Regions from separate parts of the Homo sapiens genome. Here region 1 is linked to region 2. A link is a contact called in ENCODE Hi-C data. All regions are on one chromosome and are shown on one strand. The core of a region is the stretch at or near the end of the contact, and the rest is flanking DNA. Distances in the headings are between cores, read along the strand shown.

What was found. A loop is a pair of places that touch in the nucleus more often than their neighbours do.
Region 1: a map of gastrocnemius medialis shows a loop between it and region 2 (2.0-fold over the local background). The contact joins the enhancer-like site here to the promoter of LINC00693 in region 2. A Hi-C loop is called at or near these places in 2 of 168 maps with a recorded cell type or tissue (cardiac septum and gastrocnemius medialis).

Annotation. Positions count from the first base shown.
Region 1 is chr3:28,745,408-28,749,104 of GRCh38, forward strand. The region is part of intron 2 of LINC00693 (long intergenic non-protein coding RNA 693); the gene reads left to right. Among named protein-coding and RNA genes, the nearest start is that of LINC00693, 170 kb to the left of the region's middle. Within about 2 kb of position 1,809, at least 2 of the 41 ENCODE cell types and tissues checked have a DNase peak (open chromatin) inside an H3K27ac peak, as active enhancers do; they include gastrocnemius medialis, where a contact is called at or near this core.
Region 2 is chr3:28,573,794-28,577,204 of GRCh38, forward strand. LINC00693 (long intergenic non-protein coding RNA 693) reads left to right here and starts at 1,485. Exons shown (of 5, transcript NR_038840.1): 1 at 1,485-1,582; 2 at 2,480-2,703. It overlaps LOC107986012 (protein transport protein SEC31-like), which reads right to left and starts at 2,534. Exons shown (of 3, transcript XM_047449399.1): 1 at 1,560-2,534; 2 at 167-219. The coding sequence starts at 2,534. The coding sequence ends at 1,944.

The DNA.
Region 1 (3,697 bases), core at 559-3,058, 170 kb after region 2:
ATTAATGAGACTACCAAGGGGTAATGTTTAATAACTTACTACAGGTTAAATAGCCAATGATAACTTCTATGCAAACTTGAGCACAATTTGGGATAGTATGGTATGTTTTTAATGCGATTCCTAAGAAAGTGCTGAAGTCTTCCGTATGTATGGGTAATATTGTTGGCAACACAAGATACCATTTTTATGCGATAATGGCACTCCTACATGTAAAAATCCCAGAGAGTGAATCAGCCTTATGGAATGTGTTTCCTGTTTTCTATTTTGCCACAGTTTTCTTTCAGTAGACATGTAGCTTTGAAGGTGAGTATAATTAAACATTCCTTGGTATTGCATCTCTCATGCATATATGAGAAAATTTAGCGGCAAATTTCTTCTCTAAAGAATGTGCAAAACACTTTTGAATTGATCAGCTCTTCTAGTACTTTACTCTGAAACTTGGTTGTTCTGGCTCGTGTCTATTTTCAATACATTGTATGTAAATGATGATTTATTTTCTAAGTGAATTTATCTGACTGTCAGATGAAGCATTCTGCGTGGATGGAGGTGGAAGTTAGAGGAAGGTCACGAGAATATGTTCTGTGTGCCTTCACATTTGGTGCTTAGAGGTCTCTGGTTATTATTGTGCTTCCCTTCCATGCCCTTCTTAATTCTGGCTTTTATCCCAGCCATTGTGACAGCTGTTTGTAATTCTGTTGGCAGTTCATTTCTGGATGAATTACACATTGCTCTGTCTGCTTGTCATTGTTGTGGCCTCTTCAAGTTCCCATGTGATGGGAGAACAAAACAGTCTGGGCTCTGTAAAGGACTCGACTTTCTATTCAAATTGGAATTATTTTTAGAAAGCTTCTGTAGAATCTAAAGTTTCCTCAATCAGCAGGATTCATATAAAGCCATATGTTGGTGTGCTTTCCTCAGAAAAAGCCTTAGAAAAGTTCTTTTAGAATCTCACAGCTTGTGGGAGGCTGCATTCTGTGGGCAGGCCTGCCCCACGCACCTGGAGTCACGGCAAGGTTTCTGTGAGGTGCTGAGTGTGTGAGGTCTTCGGTGGTAATTTGCTCTTGAGGCACTAGACTCAACCAACAAGGGCCAAAACTATATTACAGTGAACTCTGTTAGCAGCCAAGTTGAGGATGCAGAGTGATCTGTTTAATCAATACTTTATCTGGATTGTCAGTTGTAAAAGGCTTAGAAATAATGCAACAAAATACTCAACTCTGAAATAACACCGAGTGTCATTTCACCTTTGTTTGATTCAGAAGGTCCTTTAGAATCTTTGTGTCCTGGGGGAGCTAGTTAATAAAGATTCCAGGTTTAGAATGTTTGATAAATTAGCCTTTATTCTAGTTAGGAAGGGAAATAGACAAGTGGAAATGCCATAAAGTCCTCCTGGCCCAAGAGGGAGATGAGAGGCCTAAGCAAAAATAAGGTATTTGCGGTTAGTGGCATTAGTATTACTCATCGCTCACCGCTATTAAGTACCCCATAAATATTTCACTTCTGGAGTGTAAGGTGGGTCAAAGTAGGACCTCTTCTTTACCTATATTGGACCCTCACCTATTAGCACCCTGTTCTGTAATATGCTTTGAGATATTTAATAATTCTATTGATTTGCAGCAAAGGCCCAGGGTTTTTAGGAAAGTTCTCCCAGAAATGGGCCTCACATTGGTCTGTCTAGCTCATGTAGCCCAGTTCACCCCAAACTGGACTGTCACTCAGAAACAGGTCAAGAGAACGTATCTGATTACACAGGATTTCATGTCCCAGTGGCCTGGAGGGCATAGCATGTGCCACAGGACTGATGTTCTGACTTGGTGCCCTGTCTCAGGGCCAGCTCTCATTTTAGGCTTCCAGGTTCATCCTTCAAAGGGTTGGAAACAGCATCACAATTTTTTTATCTTAGGAGATTTCTCACCCTTGACAAGCCCGCAGGACAAACAGACCTGACCTCCATGGCCCCTTGTCTCTCAGCCCTGGTTAAATGAATATTCACTCTGTGGAGCATCACACCAGGCATCGTGTAAAATTATAGAAGAAGGAGGTGCTGCACTCCTGGCCTTTGAGCATCTTATCAACTTACAGGAAAGACAAAACCAGCACACAACAAAATATATAAAAACTTAAATGTCAGCTGCATATATATATATATATATATAGTTATTTATAAATTCAATTGACATAGACTGGAAATACATATTTATGTATACATATATCTATATGTACATAAAGTTAAGGCATTTCTGAAATGACTGAAGTGACTAGAATTAGAAAAAGGTAGTTTTCTATTGGCTTAGTTTTAGTCCCCCAGAAGTGACCCTGAGACAAGGACTTGAGAGCAAGTAGTTTATTTGGGAGGTATAGCAAATGCCAGTAAGAAGAGAGGGAAAGAATGACAGGAAAAGTAAGGCAGACAACAAAGGGTATGATATGGAGCCAGCTATGACTGTGCACAGCTAGAGCTAAAGCCTATGAAAAAATTCTGGGAAATAATTTAGAACATTTGCCCTGGACTCCTATCAGTAACTGGTTGAGGACTCCTCTCAAGGTGAGTTAATACCCAGATATTCATAGATCACCATACCTGGACAGAATAGTTTCTCGAGAAACAAAACAAAACAAACCTCATGCAAAGAGATGCAGTTAATGGCAGTTTCAAGGCTGGTCTTTGTAAGACCTGAGGGATACAGTAAGGGACCAACATTCTCTGCTACATTCACACATATTAGTGAGAAAAATGGTTTGGAAAGGAGAAAGGGATTTTGAACATTTAGGAAGCCAGTGTCTATAAAGACCCAAAAGTAATGATAGATAACATTCAAACCAGTACAAAAAGCATCCTTATGCAAGTTCCTCAAAGGAGTATGCCTCAAGTGGCATAGGGAAAAAGATCTGGGAGACCAGTTGAACCAGACAGAAAACGAGGAGCAACTTGGGGTACAAGGATTCAGATTGTGATGGCTGCCCTAAGTTAGGATTCCCTGTGATCCACTAGACATGTTTCAGCTGCAAACCATACTGGGAATAGTGGGTAGTTTAGCCACATTGTGGATTATGAAGCATCTACTTTATCTGTGGCATGAAGTCCTGACACATCACAGGAAACATTTCAGAAGAATGAGAGCTGGGTGCTATTGGAGATGCAATGGGTCAGCATGTCCTTCCTTCAACTCACCTAGGTCAAAGAGGTGGGCAGTTGCCAACAAGCACTGGAGGTTTTATACTAGGTCTCCTGTATTTTTAAAGGATAAGACTGACAGCACTGGGATGGTGGGCATGGGGCTCATGATGATTAGTAGTACCTCTAAAGTGGATCTGATGTAATATAGTCTTCTCTTGAATTGCATTGTATGTATAGATCTTCTCTAAGGAGCTGGTAGATGGGAAGTTAAGACTGGCAAAGACAGAAACACTGCAGAGGGCTCTTGTTCATCTGACACTGGTTAGTTATTGACATATTGCTACAGAAGGCCTGTAGCCTAGGCTTTAGCAAATGCCTCCTACAAGGACTCCTGTGTGTCGATCTTTGTTAATGGAAATGTCTATGTGTTTTATGTAACTTTTAGCTGCCCTGGCAGATGTGCCTAGGAATGAGCTCTCTGAGAATGCATCTCAGGGTTAATTATTCTTTAATATGTAAAATCATACTAATATGGTTTGGATGTGTCCCCACACAAATCTCATCTTGAATTGTAGTTCC
Region 2 (3,411 bases), core at 235-2,734:
AAATATTTGCATTTAACAATAAGAATCTTTAAAAGGACATGTCTAAATTTAGGACAAATTTAATTGAAGTATTGTATCTTTATTTTGATTTAATCTTCATTTAAGCCTTGAAAGAAGTTCACAAACGTATTTTGGAAGTAGCAAGCATGGAAGAATAATAACTTACCAGTCAGCTATTCCTGCTGCTGTCTGAACTGACATGTGATTTTTATTGCTACACTGTAGGGAAAAAAAAAAAAACAAAAACCTGACAAATTCAAACCTTTATTGCACAAAATATTATTGACTTTCTTCCTGTCTTCAGAAGGGGCTTCATTCTCTAAAGATACCAAATATCTTTTAGGAAATTTAAATAAAGGTGATTTAAACCGGTAGCTTCTATTTTGTAAATCAAGGTCTTCAGATGAACACTCAGTGTGAACATATATCATCTTACTGTTCTCGGTATAACAATGTTAGGTGCTCGATATGCACAAAGACACTCTGCTAAGCACATTACACATATAATCTAATTTACCATTATAAACGTTCTATAATGATTGTTGGTTTATTACCAGGTACTGGGGAGGAGCTCACTCTATTTTCAACAATTCCCAATTTAGAAAACGAACTTGAAATCTGATTTTTAGAAAATCTGAAGAAAAAGAGAATGGGTAATTTGGTCCCTAAACTTTTTCTTCTTTTTCAAAAACTTGTTCACATTGCATTACCCAGATTGGTTGTCTACACTGATGAAAGTGGCAATTAATTTCTGTCACACATGCAGAGTCAGATTAAAAGATAGCATTGAGGGATACAACCTAATGATGTGTTCTTGTGTAACTGCATCAATGGGACAGTGTGTCTTGATATGTAAAAGTTGTGTTTAAGTTAATGCAAAGCATTCATGGGATGAGCAATGCAATTTTCCAGTTTCATCAAGCAAGTGTGATCTGTGATACATGCTAGGGGAAAAAAGCCATCCTCTGCCAAGAAACGCATGAATAGTTCATTAATCTGCTGATCCATTTGGGAGCATTATGGAATTCAAAGCCCAGAATAATGGGCTCTATTTAATATTGAACAGGTTCTTGATAACCCGCCATTTCTCTCCAGAGCTGCTTGAAAGTCCCTCCTGGACGTGCAGAGTTGCAGTGGCAGTTCCCATGAAGTTGTAAGCTACTACCCAGGATCAAGTGGTGTTAAATTGAGAAGTCATCCTGTTCACCTGACTAGTGGTGAACCCTGATTTAAGAATTTCCAAGGCTACCCTCGCCATCTCTATTTAAATTTATAGACGCAACGCACTGCCTGCCCTGGGGTCACCACCGAAGCCTCCTGGTGGAGCCCTGCCCTGCTGAGGACGCTCTTCCAGCACAGAACTCACCACCAAAAAGAGACGGCGCCCAGCTGGCGCCCGCCCCGGGCACATTGCAGTAAATGCCTGGCAGCGACTTCTCGCTTCTCCTTCCTCCTACCCCATCGACCCTCTGTTGCCGACCTTTACGCCAAACTCCGGCGCGCCGCGAGACTCGCGTCCTCGCTGTCCCCGAGGGGCCCCACCCCTTCCCGGTTCTAACCTGCGACCTGGCCAGAGGCAAGGGTAGGTCGACTTCCTGCCCGGAATTTGCCGTTGGCTTCTCCTTCTCTACTCCAGTTCTTTAGTGCAGGGCTGTGCGGCGCGGAGCCGCCAGCGGCAGAACAGACCCCGGAGCGGAGCTCTGGGATACACACACGCGCAGCCCGGAGGGACTGACCCCGGAGGCGCGCTCGGCCGGGAGAGGGAGGGGACCAGGGCCAGCGCGGAGGCGGGGGTCACCTGGGGTTGGGGGTGGGCGCACCAGCCCTCCGCACGCTCCTCTCTTTCTAGTCCTCGCCGCCACCACCTCGCACAGGTCGGAGATCCCTCCTTTCCTTGGCTCCTTTGCGTTGGGGAGGGGGTAAGGCTGAGGGTCGGCGCTTGGTCAGCGGGCGGGGAAGGTAGATTTCACTTGCACCTGAGAGTCCCTATTCTTGCCAGCTTCGCCGGGCAAAGCCCGGCGACCAGGTTGGTTCTTCCAGCAACTTTGTTCAGAAGGTTGGTAGGGAGGAGAAACGCCAAGGGGCCCCAAGAGACGCTGGAAAGCGGCTAGGAGCGTGGGCCGGGCTGGAGAGCAAGTACCCAAGCGGCCCTGAGGCTGGGAGCGCGGCTGGGAGGCGCCGCCGCCGCCGCCGCCGCCGCCGCCGGGATGCGCTCTGCTTAGCGGGACTGCCGGGGGCGCCTGAAGGCCAGCGCTCCAAGGACACGCGGCCACCCGCTCCTCGCGCACCCCGGCCCAGACGCCGCCAGGGCCGGAGCCAAGCAGGCGAGCGGAGCTGCGGGGAGCGGGGGCGAAGGGTGGCAGAAGGGAGGGCGCGCGGGAGGCGGCCCCTCCTCGGCGAGCCATGCGTGCCACGGGCAGCTGAGTAGCTGCCGGGCGCCGCTGCCAAGTCTCCACTCCGCTTTTGTCTTGCCCTCCAGTGAATGGGAAGATGGAGATGGATGTTGAGGGAGTTTCTCCGCGCCCGGAGCCCATCCCCCGCTCCCAGGGGGCTGGCGGAGCCTGCCAGGCGCCGCCACAGCCGCCCCAGCCCCAGCCGCCGCCTCAGCAGCTGGCTCAGGATGAACTGCCCGGCGAGAGTGCAGGCGCTGAGGACAGCGACGATCCCGAGACGAGACCCAACGGCGAGAAAGGAGAGAGCAAGGTAGGTCCACAGTGTTGGCGCTGTGATACCTTTTGAACAAAACCAAGGAGTTGCTGTCGTGGCTGTCACTTTAACCCCTCCGCTCCCCAACCCCCTTCCCTGGTTTGTGTGGGGGTGGGGGTGGCAGATGTGAAGAAGGCTTAAGATTTAAGGGAATCCATGGGCGATAGTGACTTTCCGAACTGGAGGGTATGTGCAGAAGTCTGTCCTGGTTTCAGTGTTCAGCGGTGTGTGCAGAGAAAAGTCGTCTGGTACATGCGGTGTGATGCTCTGGGCAAGCACAGCACCTCAGTAGAGCAGTGATGAGACCTTTGCTTGCCCTCGCAGTCTAACTGAGGCTTATTTGGATGATATGGGTCTAAGAGAAACATTTCTTTAGGAGCTGCCAAGTGGCTTCTGAGACTCCTTGGAGGGTGGTGACATCAACCTAAAGATAACAATGGGAGCAAAGTTTGGCTCATTTGCAGAATGGAGTGCCCTGCTTAACCCCGCTCTAAGCTGGAGGTCCTCCTCCTGACCTGGCATCCTCCTTCTAGGAGGGCAGGGATCAAGTGCCTGGCAGCAGATGAGCCCTACAAATCTTTTGCAGCCCTGCTGTGTCATTGTAGACCGGGGGATAGCTGCTACTTGCTGTGGAAAGAGGAGTTCTTCAGGTAATTGGATTCTAGTAAGAAATGGCTTGAATGTTATTTTCTGGTGCTGATGTCT